Regions from separate parts of the Homo sapiens genome. Here region 2 is linked to region 1. Evidence: chromatin contacts called from ENCODE Hi-C data. All regions are on one chromosome and are shown on one strand. The core of a region is the stretch at or near the end of the contact, and the rest is flanking DNA. Distances in the headings are between cores, read along the strand shown.

Region 1 (7,671 bases), core at 1,996-4,495:
ATTAGCTGAGCTTGGTGGTGGGCGCCTGTAGTCCCAGCTACTCGGGAGGCTGAGGCAGGAGAATGGCATGAACCCGGGAGGCGGAGCTTGCAGTGAGCTGAGATTGTGCCACTGCACTCCAGCCTGGGCGACAGAGTGAGACTCCGTCTCCAAAAAAAAAAATTAGCTAGGTGTGGTGGTACGTGCCTGTAGTCCCAACTACTCAGGAGGCTGAGGCAGGAGAATCACTTGAACCTGGGAGGTGGAGGTTGCAGTAAGCCGAGATCACGCTATTGCATTTCAGCCTGGGCAACGAGCAAAACTCCATCTCAAAAAAAAGGAATAGTAAAATTTGCTATAACTTAAAAAGTACATATTTTAATTATCCCGCACTTCATCACAATTCACATGGAAAGAAACTTCTCTGATTTAAAAAATAAATAGGCCAGGTGTGGTGATGGCTCATGCCTATAAATCCCAGTACTTTGGGAGGCTGAGGTGGGAAGATTGCTTAAGACCACGAGTTTGAGACCTGTCTGGGCAACAAAGGGAGACAGTAGTTCCAGCTACTCTGGAGGCTGAGGTAGGAGGATCCCTTGAGCCCCAGGAGTTTGAGGTTGCAGTGAGCTATGATGGCACCACTGTACTCCAGCCTGGGCAACACAGTGAGACTCTACCTCAAAAAAAAAAAAAAAAAGATAAATAAAGCCTAGTGCTTCAAATTCATTTAGAAGACCCTGCGAGGCCGGGCGTGGTGGCTCGCGCCTGTAACCCCAGCACTTTGGGTGGCTGAGGCAGGTGGATCACCTGAGGTCAGGAGTTCAAGACCAGCTGGTCAACATGGTGAAACCTCATCTCTACTAAAAATACAAAAATTAGCCGGACATGGTGGCGCACGGTTGTGATTGTCCGGAGGCTGAGGCAGGAGAATTGCTTGAACCCAGGAGGCAGAGGTTGCAGTGAGCCGAGATCACACCACTGCACTCCAGCCTGGGTGACAGAGTGAGATTCCATCTCAAAAAAAGAAAAAAAAAACCCCAAAACCCTGAGAATCACCTCTTCCTTACAGCATCTTGTTACTTCCTGTCCTCAAGAGGGCGCAGCTTCCTGTAGAAACCTTTTGGCCCAAGGATAGGCAGTGATTTTTTTTTTTTTTTTTTTTTTTTTGAGACGGTGTCTTGCTTTGTCGCTCAGGCTGGACTGCAGTGGTGCAATCTCAGCTCATTGCAACCTCCACCTTCCAGGTTCAAGCGATTCTTGTGCCTCAGACTCCCAAGTAGCTAGGATTACAGGTGTGTACCACCATCCCTGGCTAATTTTTGTATTTTTAGTAGAGATGGTTTCACCATGTGGGCTAGGCTGGTCTTGAACTCCTGGCCTCAAGCAATCCACTTGCCTTGGCCTCCCAAAGTGCTGGAATTACAGGTGTGAGCCACCACGCCTGGCCTATAGGCAGTGATCTTTTAATACAAGGTTCAACTAGGACTTGAGTAAAGGCCAAGTTATATTAAGTAATGGGAATTTAGGTAATCTGCTCTTAGGCACTGACCTAATTGTGTGGAGCTCCTGCCCAGGAAATGGCAATTCTCATATTTTAATATGAGAATATTAAAATATGGTGATAAGGCCCATTTTCTGACACCATCTGTTTAATTTTAACCCCAGGAAATTCTGAAACAGCCACACCTACAAATGTAGACTTGCCTCAGGTCATCCCCAAGTCTGAGAACAGCAGCCAGCCAGCCAAGAAAGCCAAGGGGGCTGCAAAGACAAAGCAGCAGCTGCAGAAACAGCAACATCCCAAGAAGGCCTCCTTCCAGAAGCTGAATGGCATCTCCAAAGGGGCAGACTCAGAATTGTCCACTGTACCTTCTGTCACAAAGACCCAAGCTTCCTCCAGCTTCCAGGATAGCAGTCAGCCAGCTGGAAAAGCCGAAGGGATCAGGGAGCCAAAGGTGACTGGGAAGCTAAAGCAACGATCACCTAAATTACAGTCCTCCAAGAAAGTTGCTTTCCTCAGGCAGAATGCCCCTCCCAAGGGCACAGACACACAAACACCGGCTGTGTTATCCCCATCCAAGACTCAGGCCACCCTGAAACCTAAGGACCATCATCAGCCCCTTGGAAGGGCCAAGGGGGTTGAGAAGCAGCAGTTGCCAGAGCAGCCTTTTGAGAAAGCTGCCTTCCAGAAACAGAATGATACCCCCAAGGGGCCTCAGCCTCCCACTGTGTCTCCCATCCGTTCCAGCCGCCCCCCACCAGCAAAGAGGAAGAAATCTCAGTCCAGGGGCAACAGCCAGCTGCTGCTATCTTAGATGGTTGAAAACTAGACGGGTGGCTCACTGCCATTGTCACCAGGTTGGAACTCTTGCCTCTGTGAGGATGCCTTCTCTACTGTGCATACCCATGAAATTTAATACACATTTTAAAACCTCTGGCCACTGAGTATTTTTGAGGGAACTGGGTGCTGCCTTTGCCGCTTTAAGGGTAAAGATGGGAGGTGGGACTGGGATCTTCTGAGGAGAGGGAATGGTTGGGTGCTACTGAGAAATAAGGTCAGTTTTAGGCTCCTGCATCCTTGGGTTTTCCCAGGAAGGGAAAGCCCTGGAGTCAGAGCTAGGGGTGATTGAACTCCGGGGAGAGGAGGGCAATAGAAGTGTAGGGGAAGGCGGGGCACACTAGCTCATGCCTGTAATCCCAGCACTTTCTGGGAGGCCAAGGCGGGTGGATCACCTGAGGTCAGGTGTTCGAGACCAGCCTGGCTAACATGGCGAAACCTCGTCTCTACTAAAAATACAAAAAATCAGCCGGGTGTGGTGGCGGGTGCCTGTAATCCCAGCTACTCGGGAGACTGAAGCAGGAGAATCGCTTGAACCTGGGAGGCTGAGGTTGCAGTGAGCCAAGATCGCGCCACTGCACTCCAGCCCGGGCGACAGTGAGACTCGGTCTCAAAAAAAAAAAAAGTCGTGTAGGGGAGATGGGCTTGCCACCAGAACCCATGGGGTACTGGAGGTCCTGGGCTTTACGCCACCCCGGCTGGAGTCCAGGCGGTGGCTCCCCTCATCACAGGGCTCGGCCTCAGACCCGGAAAGGTCCAGGGTCCGGCCTCCAATTGGAGCCTGTCATTGGCTTCCCCTCGGCCCGCCCCCTGACCTCTGCCCCGCTGCCGAGCCGCCTGATTGGTCGGCTCTGTCCCGCCGGCGCCGCATTGGCTCTTCTGGCTCGCCTTCCATCCCTGCTCCTGCACCGGTCTGCATCTCCCAGCAGAAGGCGCAGCCATGAATCCGTTATTCGGCCCCAACCTCTTCCTCCTGCAGCAGGAGCAGCAGGGCCTGGCCGGGCCACTGGGGGACTCACTGGGAGGCGACCACTTCGCCGGGGGAGGAGACTTGCCCCCGGCGCCTCTCTCGCCGGCCGGCCCTGCTGCCTACTCGCCGCCCGGGCCGGGCCCGGCCCCGCCTGCCGCCATGGCCCTCCGCAATGACCTGGGCTCCAACATCAACGTGCTCAAGACCCTGAACCTCCGGTTCCGCTGCTTCCTGGCCAAGGTGCATGAGCTGGAGCGCCGGAACCGGCTGTTGGAGAAGCAACTGCAGCAAGCGCTGGAGGAGGGTAAGCAGGGCCGGCGGGGCCTGGGTCGTCGCGACCAGGCAGTGCAGACCGGCTTCGTCAGCCCCATCCGGCCCCTGGGGCTGCAGCTGGGCGCCCGGCCGGCCGCTGTCTGCAGCCCTTCGGCGCGCGTGCTGGGCTCGCCCGCGCGCTCCCCGGCCGGCCCCCTCGCGCCCTCCGCGGCCAGCCTCTCGTCGTCCTCCACCTCCACCTCCACCACCTATTCCTCGTCGGCCCGCTTCATGCCCGGCACCATCTGGTCGTTCTCGCACGCCCGCCGGCTCGGGCCGGGACTGGAGCCCACTCTGGTGCAAGGGCCTGGCTTGTCGTGGGTGCACCCGGATGGGGTGGGCGTCCAGATCGACACCATCACGCCCGAGATCCGCGCTCTCTACAACGTGCTGGCCAAAGTGAAGCGGGAGCGGGACGAGTACAAGCGGAGGTAGGGATTGGGAAAGGGGGACAGGTCTCTCTGTGTCATACCACTCACAACGGGCCGCGAGTTGGTGTGGGTTCCGAAGAATCAGGGGTGAAAAGAATGAGAGTAAAGTTTGTGCTGTGTAATGAGGAGCTTGGAAGCAATTGGATGCAGGGAGACTAGAATCCGCAGAGAATGCAGAAGCCCTGCTCGTGACAGGAAGAAGGACGCTGGGAGCGGAACACGGGGGGATTCCTACTTTTCCGGCTTGTCTCTGCCATCCAGGCTTAACTGCGGGTTTTGTGCGGTGTGAAAGGGACTGGGGCTCTGCCCTACCGGTCTCAGCCCTGGGGCAGGTTAGGGATATAAACTTCAAAAGTAGGAGGCAAGGATATAGCGTAAATTTGGGAGACTAAATTGAGTGAAACTGGAAGGGGCTGGTGAGGGAGGGGCTGTACCTTGCAACGAGTGATTCTTTCACACCCCAAGGTTTCCCAAAGAATATTGATGGAAACCAGGTACCTGCTGTGGTTTCATAGGAAAAGCTCCGGGACCTCAAGCCATTGCTTGAGTAGGTCAACAAACTGGGAAAAGAAAGAGTGAAGGGAATTCACTAGGGTGAGGGTGGAGAGCAGGGCTGACAGGGGAATCTTGGCAGTATAAAGCGCCAGTGGGGAGGGAGAGTGGAGAGCCAGCAGGGGACTGAGCAGGGAGAAGCTGGGATATGGGCCCTCCCTAGGACCGCGAGGCCGCGGGGCGGGCCCGGTGCATTCTGTGGATGAAGATTTGGCTGTCTGAGAGGAGCCCGGCCCCAAGGGGCAAGGGAAAGGGATGTGATGCCAGGAGTGCTGGCTGTATACCAAGTGGATTCCTTAGATGGCTGATAACCAAGCCGATAGGACAGGAGTGAGAGCAGAGGTAGTGTCTTGCAGACTCCAACCCAAGCCTTGAGGAGGGAGCGGGTGACTGACAGGCTTTGGTTTGGCGGCCTCCCCTCTCATCTCAGCTATTATGACCCCTTGTGGGCGGGCCTGGGAACTACCTATGCAGCCCAGTGTGGCGGAGATTCAGCACTGGGTGAGGATTGGCCGAATGTTCTAGGAAATGACCGCTGGGTCTAGGGGCGACCTTCAGGGATCTCCACCCTGCTGGAGTTTACCAGATCACAGATCAGCAGGCTTTCTTTTTTTTTTTTTCCCATAAATGATAATATTTTATTATAGAAAAAGCATCCCAAATACAGGATTTCGTAAACACTGGTAGGTGAACAAGTGCAATTTTAGAAGTAAATGCAAAGTAAAGAGGCAAAACCTACAAGCATTTTGCCTTCAGAAGAAGATGTAGTGTTCTCCTGCACTAGTGATCCCACCCAGAACACAAATGTGGCTCTGTCTCCCGTGAAAGCATCAGATTTGCTTTCTGAGCTCAGTATGCCCATTTCAATAATTGCAAAGTGATGGCAAGAAGTGGCGTTGAACACATGACTACAGACCCTTGACTTAAAATATTGAGACAGGGACTTGCTCTGTCATCCGGGCTGGAGTGCAGTAGCGTCATCACAGCTCACTGCAGCCTCATCCTCCTGGGCTCAAGCAATCATCCTGCCTCAGCCTCTTGAGTAGCTGGGACTACAGGTGTGCACTACCATGTCCATGCCTGGCTATTTTTTTTTTTTCTTTTTGCGTTGTCCAGGCCAGTCTCAAACTCCTGACCTGATCAGCAGGCTTTCTGAGCTTGAGTCCTGTCCTCGTGCTGGCTTCCTTAGTTGTGGTCCATGTTATGTGTCCTTGGGAGTTTCAGTTGTCCTGAAATCATCGTTCTGCCACCCAGAACCAGCCTGCTCTGCCCCTGCAGGAGTTAACTACGCGCTCAGCAGTGGCACAGGCACAGTTCTGGAATACATCCATAACCACAGGAACAACTGCTGTTCTCAGGAGCATTTTTTTTTTAAACTGAAGGAGCGTTTGTCCTTGGTCCAGCTGTCCAGGACAGGAAGGAGTTATTCCTTGGGGACTGATTAGCTCATCGCTCTGCAGCACGCTGCTGTGTAGAGAGCCTTAGCTGGATTCGGATGGTGCGTGATACTGGCAGTGACTCTTCTTCCTCCCTAGATTCCCTGCCCTCATTCTGGTCTCTTTATAGCAACACTGTAACTCCTGTCTTCTGCCTGGAAGGCCTGGGATGGCTTGAGCGCTACACTGGGAGGTAGCTAAAGGCCTCCTGCGTTCTATTTTCAGCTCCCCTGCCTTGTGCGTGACCTTTTTTTGAGCCCCCATTTTCCCAACATAGGAATGGTCCCTGCTTTCTCTCTTCAACCCAGGGATACAGTTTTTTGGAAGAGAGATATTTGGTCCATGCAGAACACATGGATATCGCTCTCAAATTCTGCCCATGTTAAGGGAACCTTATAAGTGAGACCAGATGGAAATGGAGGTGAAAATGAACCTGTCTGTGTGAAGTCTGGCCAAAGAACAAATAGAACTGTAGTGGGCTTCCAGATGATTCATTTGTAGATTTTTTTTACCCTGTAAGATTTCCTTAGGCTTAACCTTTAGCTATAACTGCCTTACTTAAGTTTCTTCCAGGCTCTGTTGAGCTCACTGTCAGATAGCCCCTCCTGCCCTCTTTCACACATCTTGTCCAGGGTTAGCGTGCCCTTGACAGGCTTACTGTCTCCCTCCAGGGACTCGTGGGCTCCCGGCGCATGAGGGCACCACAGTTCATGCCTTCACATCATAGATGAAGAAACCAAGACCCAGAAAAGATAAGGGTCTTAGCTAAGAAAACATAATCTGATGCGACTGGTTCCCTTAGTGGCCTGACTGTATGCATGAGAATGCCAGGGAGGAGGGGAGAAGCACCTACGGGACACACAGGGAAGGGGGCTGGGAGCCAGGAAGGCTGGGAGCTGGGCTGTGTGGGGAGCCAGCAGGGTGGTGGCTGGGCTGGCTGCCTCCTCCTGCTCTGCCCAGCAGGGAGGGGCAGTCGAGGTGATGTGGAGGAGTTATTATTAGGAATACTGCAGTGCGGCTGTGAATGAGGAGATGGGACCCAGAGGCTGACACAGGAAGGAAGATGGAGGGAAGGGGAAGAAAGGGCTTCACCCAAGGCTTCAGAAGCTGCCCACTCAGATTTTAATTTTCTTGCTGTCTTCTTGGCCCCTTCCTAACCACCTTTCTTGTGTTGAAGTTTCTCTCTTGGTGCAGTTCCCCTCCCTTCTCGGGTTGACAGAAGTGATGAGCTCACAGGAACAGGATTTGAGATGTGCTGCTACGCCAGCTAGACTGCAGGGCCCTGGAATGCCGGGCGGGTCCTAAGCAGCACGTTGCCCTGGCTTCCATCTCTGTGATGGAATAGAATATGCACTGCCTGCCATGGCTGATGAGACATGACAAAGCTGGCTCTGGGAAGCATGCCCTACCTAGGACCCTGCCCTGTGGCCCAGGGTGTCGTCCGGCCCACTTGCAGTCTTAATCTCTGAATTCTGGGCCCTGGAACAGGCTGTGTCTAGTTCTCATTTGCCGTACTCACCGGGCCCCTTTACATACTCTACTTTCTCTTTCCCTCTGGGTTTGAGTGCTAGTAACCCCAGGCTCGTGTGTCCACTGCTGTCATGCTGCTGTGGGACTTCCGGCCTCTGAGCCAGTCTGGTCACCTCTCTGTGA
Region 2 (7,671 bases), core at 3,768-6,267, 340 kb after region 1:
CTGAGAAAAACATGAGCCAAACCTCAACTGAGCACAGTCTACAAAATACTTGCCTAGCACTTCTCTCCAAACTGTCAAGGTCATGGAAAACAAGGAAAGACAGAAACTGTCACAGCCCAGAGAAGACTGAGGGGGCATGACAACTGTCCTGTGGTGTCCTGGATAGGACCCTGGAACAGAAATAGGACGTTACATGAAAAACTAGTGAAATCCGACTAAGTCCAGAGCTCAGTTAACAGAATGTACCAACGGTGGTTTCCTAGTTGTGACAAATGAAACACAGTAATATGAGATGGTACAATAGGGGAAACTGGGGAGGAGGATGAGGGAATTCTCTACACTATCTCTGCAACTTTTCTGTAGATCTAAAATTATTCTAAAACAAAGTGTATAAAACAATAATAAAGAAGCAGGGGTCTCTCTCTTTCAAAGCTTCCTGTCTCCTTCAAGAACCTGCTCCACTAATTAACCTCTTTCCTGACTATGCAGGTCTGCCTCTGCCACTTTTTTGACCTTTGCGAAGACACAGACAGGTCTCCCTAACCTAAAAATCCAAACAGAAGAAAACCAGAAATAGAACCCTTTTTTTCTTCAACCTCGCAGCTCCTTCAGGGTGCTCTCTGCTTTCCTTTCACCCCTGAGCTGGCGTCTTAACCACCTCCAAGTCCTCACTGGCTCGTCACTGCATCTCTCCCAACCCGAAAGGGGTGGTGAGTCTTAAGACTTTTGCTGAATCCTTATGTCTTGGGATCCCACAGCAGCTGACACCACTGAACCCTGCCTCCTCCTTGTCTGCTCCTTAGATGCAATCTCTCCAAGTTTCCCGAGTTCAGCCTCGTGCATTGTGCCTCTGCTAGTACAAGTCCCTCTTAGAATGCTGTCGTGATCGCCTAAGCCAAGCCTGCTGCTTCCCCACCCATTTCCTCCCATTCCTCCCATGCAAATGGCAAATGCAACCCCTGAGCAAGCCAAGCACGTGAGCAGGCCAGTGTCGCATCCATCCTGTCCTCTCCAGCATCCATGCTCCACACTCTCTGCCCTTCCTCTATCTGGGGTTTGCCTCCCATCTCAGCAGAGCACAAGCTCCTTGAGGTCCAGGGGACCTCTGAGTCATTCTTTTATCTCCTTTGCCCCATCCATGCTTTGGACGGATGGTCATTAGTAAGTAATTACTCCATAAATGAATGACTACTTCAGTGAAAAAGTATTTGAAATCCACCCAGATCTCCTCTCCTGTGTCCTCTTCATTTGGACCAGCTTCCTTTCCCATCAGGCCTTTTATCCAGATCCATCTTCAAATGTCTCACAAGAGTCAGAAACCACAAAGAGGCCAGGCGCAGTGGCTCTTGCCTGTCATCCCAGCACTTTGGGAGGCCGAGGCGGGCGGATCATGAGGTCAGGAGATGGAGACCATCCTGGCTAACATGATGAAACCCTGTCTCTACTAAAAATACAAAAAATTAGCCGGGCGTGGTGGCGGGTGCCTGTAGTACCAGCTACTTGGGAGGCTGAGGCAGGAGAATGGAGTGAACCCGGGAGGCGGAGCTTGCAGTGAGCCGAGATCACGCCACTGTACTCCAGCCTGGGCGACAGAGCAAGACTCCATCTCAAAAGAAAAAAAAAAGAAACCACAAAGAACAATTATTTGCCCAGAGTAAATACTAAGGAAGCCCCATTAAGGTTGGTTGGGGAATATTTGGGGAATGACAACAATTTCCCTTTCTGTTGGTGAAGCATGTCCCAATGTGACTTACAGGCAAATCCTTATACAGACTTTGGAAAACCAAGTTTACAAAAAGCCCATGCAGGCCGGGTGCGGTGGCTCATGCCTGTAATCCCAGCACTTTGGGAGGCCAAGGCAGGCGGATCACTTGAGGTCAGGAGTTTGAGACCAGCCTGGCCAACATGGTGAAACCCCGTCTCTACTAAAACTACAAAAATTAGCCGGGCGTGGTGGTGTGTGCCTGTAGTCCCAATTACTTGGGAGGCTGAGGCAGGAGAATCACTTGAACCCGGGAGCCAGAGGTTGCAATGAGCGGAGATTGAGCCACTGCACTCCAGCCTGGGTGACACAGCGAGACTCCATCTCCAAAAATAAAAACAACAAAAAAACAACCCATGCATTGCTGTCCTCGGTCTTTATCTGCAACTCTGCCAGCACCCCCATCCCTCAAAGAAGTCCAGTCAAACACTCTTATGTTTGACGAACACAGGTAAGCTGGTCACCTGGGGCTTATGTGAGCCTCAGGAGACATGAGAACCCAAGAGTGCCCCAAACTCAGGCCCACAATGAATGGTGTCCTGGTCATCCCTTGCCACACCCACTCACCACTGAGAGCACAATTCACCCAAGGCTCCCACGCAAAGATGAGAATTTCAGTGACTCACACTGCAAAATCTTGCTGCAGGGACAGGTTCAGAAATCTTACACTGAAACACACACCTGGAGTTACAGGAAACATTTCCAATTTCAAAGGAGGATTAAACAAAAAACATCAAAGTGTAACGGAGCTTAGGGGCACCTGGCTGCTCTGGGGACTCTATGCCAAGTGTGCAAAACCAGTTCCAGTTAGAACCTGGGGAGGTTCGTATGTACAGCCTGGCCTCCTGATGGAAATTCTTGAAGTAGGTGTGCTGAAAAAGAGGAGGTAACCCAGAGGAAGAGGAAAAGAGCAGTGGGTTGAACGTGGTTTCAGTGTGGGGGAGGGCATACTGCATGCCACTCCCCGGGTGGGAGAAGCCAAGTTTGCCTATGGGACAAATCCTACTGCAAAGAAAAATCCTTTGTGGTCAAACAAACTGGGTGCTCTTGGCGTGGGCCCCCTTTTCCTCCAGGTCCCATCTTCTGTAATATGTACTGACTGGCCATACACTTTTTTTTTTTTGAGACAGGGTCTCACTCTGTCACCCAGGCTGGAGTGCAGTGGTATGACCATGGCTCACTGCAGCCTCGACCTCTCTAGGCTCAGATGATCCTCCCACCTCAGCCTCCTGAGTAGCTGGGACTACAGGTGTGCACCACCACGCCCAGCTAATTTTTAAAAATTATTTGTAGAGATGAAGTTTCCCCATGTTGTCCAGGCTGGTCTCGAACTCCTGGGCTCAGGAGATCCACCCAGCTTGGCCTCTCAAAGTGCTGGGATTACAAGCATGAGCCACTGTACCCAGCCCATTTTTTAAAAAGGACAAAATATTTGTTATGCTTCCTCTATTCAGCTGCCTTGGAAAGCCCAGAAAGTGGAGAGCAGATCATTGCTCACAGTGATTTCTTGCTGAGGATGCCTTGGCCTTGAGGTGGCCATATCTACCACTTTGGGAGGGGTTGGAGGTGGGCAGTGGTGAGTGGATGGAGTCCAGGAAGGAGGGAGAACTTTCTTCCCAACTTCCCATTGTCCTCCTGGAAAAGCAATGGCTACTTGGTTACTCTGCTGAGCCCATGGTCAAAATGATACACAATTTTCAACAAGGGACAGGTGGCTTAATAGAAAGAATAGTGAGCTGCTGCCTGCACAGCTGTGCCACCTAGGGCCTGCTTCTTTATGGGGTGGGCATCAGAATCATCTGGGAAAATACTTGTTTTTTTGAGACAGGTCTCAATCTGTCACCCAGGCTGGAGTACAGTGGCACAATCTTGGCTCACTGCAACCTCTGCTTCCCGGGCTCAAGCGATCCTCCTACTTCAGTCTCTCAAGTAGCTGGCACCACAGGTGGAAGCCACCATACATGGCTAATTTTTTTTTTTCTTATTTTTTTTGTAGAGACAGGGTTTCACCGTGTTGCTCAGGCTGGTCTTGAACTCCTGAGCTCAAGCAATCCACCCACCTTGGCCTCCCAAAGCTTGGGATTACAGGTGTGAGCCATGGCACCCAGCCTACCTGGGGGATTTCTAAACATGCACCTGCCTCAGCAATCCCAGGGGACTCTTTGTGCTCCCAGGGATTCTATTGCACGCCTCTGTTGAGAATGACTGGACTGTGATGGATATAAACTTGGGCTCTAATTCTGGCACTGCTACCTAGGAGCTCTCTGACACTACACACTTTCCTCAGCTTCTCTGAACGTTACAGTCCTCGTTTGTGGAAAAAAAACAGTATGATACCTGTCCTGCCTTCAACGTAGGTTGAAGGAGAGGATTAAATAAAGTGATGCATGTAAAACATTCTGAAAACTGTGAAGTGTTACAGCCAGCCGGATTCCATAGGGAAAAAAAATGACAATAATAATAAACCCTGAGAAAGACGTGAGGTGACACTGGGTCAATTCATGGGCCCTCTGTGGACGGCTGTTGTGTCCTCCTGTGATCGGAGAAGGCGGCTGGGTGGCAGCGGGGGAATTTAGGACACTGGGGTTCTGTTTCCTGGTTTGTGTGGGAGTCTGTGTGAGCGCTGGGTAGTGGAGGAAAATGGATAAACTTATCTGCTTCACACCTGCAAACTGCCATCCAGAGCTCCACTAAGACTGGATGGGAATGGCCAAAGGAAAGTGGGGAAGGAAGGCTAAAGGGAGACTGTTGGCTCAGATTTTAGGCTTCTGTCCTTCCTTGGATCACAAACTGCTTCCGTGGGCAAATTAACCCTGCTGAAAGGAGTTATTACAGCAGCAGATAACAGAGAGAGAGGGGATTTTCCTGGGTTGGGCAGGAGAGGAAACCTTGGCCTCTTTATCACCCTCCTTCAATAAGATGCTTGTCAGCCCTGGTTTTTGTTTTTGTCATCTACTAAACTTGGGAGAGCATTAGTCATAGTTGTCCATAGCACCCAGGAAGTAAGCAACACACCAAATACTGGGGATGCAAGTTTCCCACACCAGCAGTTTTCCAGGCCCCAAAATACCAGTCACGCTTTAAGAAAGCCACAGAAGTGGAGATAGGCCCTCCCTCTTCGCACAGACTTCAACATTTAAAAACAAGTCAGGCCACCCAGACCTGTGGGCTCTGGGCCTCGCCCATCTCCATGGCAACCCTTGGCTCACTACTGCATGCCAAGCCTTGGATGGGCTGATTCACTCCTCAGGAAGCCGGGCCAGGCAGTGCCAGCAAGAACAAACAGGATCCCGATGCCCACAGCCTCCTCCAACCCTCTCTGTGTCCTCCTCTCCCACCTCCAAATGAAGGCTGGGGCTGTTGTCTTTGGAAGGGCAAAGCCACTTGGGCAGGACTAGAGGCTTTGGGGTGCTCCCTTATCCAGCTCCACCACACAGTAAACACCGGGAACAAGAAAACCAAAACTCCGCTGTAATCAGCAGAAGAAATTGCCACGACTTGCTCTCCTTAAGCGTCCCAACTAAACTACTGTAATAGCTCATGGCGGAATTTCTAGATGACAACAGGGCATATTACTAACTTTAGTTTTACTACAGCCAAGTTGAAAAGCCCCAGAGATCACAGCCCTAGAGAACCAGAACTCCCTTTTGTAGGTATGACTGGTTGGTCAGGCGCATCCTGGGGGCCATCTCTCCTCTCCAGACAACTTCTGCTCTTGGGACTTCTACCGAGCCACTGTCTGAAGGCAGTGCTCAAACCTTCAGAAATTCTTATCTTCAAAGGCAACCCAGGAAACTCTTCTCTATGCCAGTCCAGCAGCTCTCGAAATGACCCCAGACCAGCAGCAGGATGACCCAGGAACCTGGACATGCAAATTCGCAGTTCCCTCCTAGACTCACTCAGTGAAACTGGAGTGGGACTGGGCCGGCACTCTGTTTTCCAACACCTCCCCAGGTGACTCTCATCACGCTCAAGTTTAAGAACCACTACTCTAGGCCTTCATTTACACACCAATAATCAGGAAGGACAGAGAAAAGCTCTCTCTGGGGGTTCTGAATCCAGAGAATAGCTTTCTAAATGCCAGTGCCGAAAAGCCTGAAGGCATGGATGGGAGGTGTGAGCTTCCTCTGAGCTGGAGGTGCTTTGTGTGTGTTAGGGAGAGCTCACTGCCCAGCCCCACGAGGGAGCAGGACTGGCACCTACTACTTTACACTCCGATCTGGAGAGTGGGGCATTTGGGGGCTCAAATGCTTTGACCAGCACTGTGAGCCACGGGGAGGGAACCTGGGGTCACCCTGGAAATGCGGCATTGTGACCATTAAGGGTGAGGATGCAGAGAGGTGGGAAGGCAGGAAGAGGTAAGAAAGGAGAGAGAACGGCTGGACAACTCTGTGCTGAACCCACTGAGCCAGGAAGTCATGGTAAAGGGCTCAAGTTGGAACCTGCGTTTGGCTCCCAAATGCACATCCACCACCCAGGCCCTGCCTGCGTGAACTCTCCTCTGGTAACAGGCCCTGGTGACTCAGTGGGCCCGTGAGAGGCTCCCACAACCTGCAGCAGGGCACTCCTGGTAAGAACCTCCCCCCTGAATTCTGCAGCCGGCTGTGCTCCCTAGGCCAGCTCGCTGTTATGCATGAGACTGGACTTCTCCTCAAACCTCCCCGAACTCTAGAAAAACAATTTTTTAAAAGAATACACTCAGAGGCTGATGGTCAGGCCTCTGACCTGACCTAGCACTTTGGGAGGCTGAGAGGGGGGCGGAATGCTTGAGCTCAGGAGTTGGAGACCAGCCTGGGCAATATGGTAAAACCCAGTCTCTACTAAAAAATACAAAAACTTAGCTGGGAATGGTGGCACACGCCTGTAGTTCCAGCTACTTGGGGGGCTGAGGAAGGAGGATGGCTTAAATCCAGGAGGTCAAGGCTGCAGTGAGTTGACACTGCGCCACTGCACTCCAGCCTGGGTGACAGAGACCCCATCTCAAAAAAAAAAAAAAAAAAAAAAAAGAGGCTAATGGTCAAGTTGCAGGTTGTCTAGCTTAGGGAAAATAACACCACAGTAGCAATTTAACAGTAGAAGTTACTATGTACAAGGACCCACGCCCCCGACACATTACAGGAGGTGGTTTATGTACAGTCTCTCACTGAATCCTCTCATCACCCTCATTTTATGGATGAATCAGGCTCAGAGATTTTAAGCAACTGACTCAAAAAGACACAGCCAGGAAGAGGCAGAGCTCAGATGGAACCAGCTCCACATAGACGACTCAAAGCTATGCTCTTCTCGATGCACGGTGCTTCCTCACTGGCCAGGGGGTGACTGGGAAAGATGTGAATCCCTGAGAAATTTTCTTGGGGGACAAGTGGGAGGCTTGGACGTGTTGAATTTGGCAAAATGCTCTGACTTAAGCCTTAACCTGGTGACAGGGTTTCCCTGCCTGCTGCAGCTTGACAACAGATGCTTTCAATTTGGGGTGTTGACCCTAGCCCTGGTGGGGGCCAAGAGGGAGGGAGGGAAGATGCTGGCCCGTAGCTTCTCCCTTGGGTTTGTTCTCTCCCGCCATTGAGGCTGGGAGAGGTGGTGGTCCCTGGGAAGCTGCACCCTCAGGCGCTACCTTCCTTCCACTTCCTACCCCTGGTGTCTACACAAGCAATGGTGACCGTGGCTCTGCATCTCTCTGGGACCTGGTTTCTGGGTGTAGGTGTTCTAGGTGTCCAGAAAATTCTACATACGAAGAATCAACTTCCTTTTGGAAGGCACAAGGAGTGAACTGAAGGAGAGGCATTGAGGCCACCCTTCTTGGTGTGGACATGAAGTAGATTTTCCTTCAATTTCCATTGTAAATTAATTTCCAAGTTGAGCTCCACAAAGCGAGTCTCTGCCAATGGGGCATTCTTACAGGCGCTTCC

Evidence for each region. Hi-C counts contacts between places; a loop is a spot of excess contacts on that map. Pooled maps may share reads with other maps.
Region 2: a loop to region 1 is called in a map of ascending aorta, with 4 times the contacts of the local background. The contact joins the enhancer-like site here to the promoter of IFFO1 in region 1. A Hi-C loop is called at or near these places in 2 of 168 maps with a recorded cell type or tissue (ascending aorta and sigmoid colon) and 5 of 50 pooled maps.

Annotation. Positions count from the first base shown.
Region 1 is chr12:6,551,616-6,559,286 of GRCh38, reverse strand. It overlaps IFFO1 (intermediate filament family orphan 1), which reads left to right and starts at 3,245. Exons shown (of 10, transcript NM_001193457.2): 1 at 3,245-4,030. The coding sequence starts at 3,258. It overlaps NOP2 (NOP2 nucleolar protein), which reads left to right. Exons shown (of 16, transcript NM_001258308.2): 16 at 1,645-2,416. The coding sequence ends at 2,294. RefSeq lists silencers at 3,068-3,227, 3,278-3,517, 3,628-3,807 and enhancers at 4,268-4,768, 4,769-5,269, 6,901-7,418.
Region 2 is chr12:6,213,442-6,221,112 of GRCh38, reverse strand. All of the region lies in intron 1 of CD9 (CD9 molecule), which reads right to left. Among named protein-coding and RNA genes, the nearest start is that of CD9, 17 kb to the right of the region's middle. RefSeq lists silencers at 1,556-1,850, 5,636-5,930 and enhancers at 1,862-2,734, 1,965-3,164, 5,255-5,758, 5,759-6,260, 6,261-6,764. Within about 2 kb of position 5,017, at least 24 of the 41 ENCODE cell types and tissues checked have a DNase peak (open chromatin) inside an H3K27ac peak, as active enhancers do; they include ascending aorta and sigmoid colon, where a contact is called at or near this core.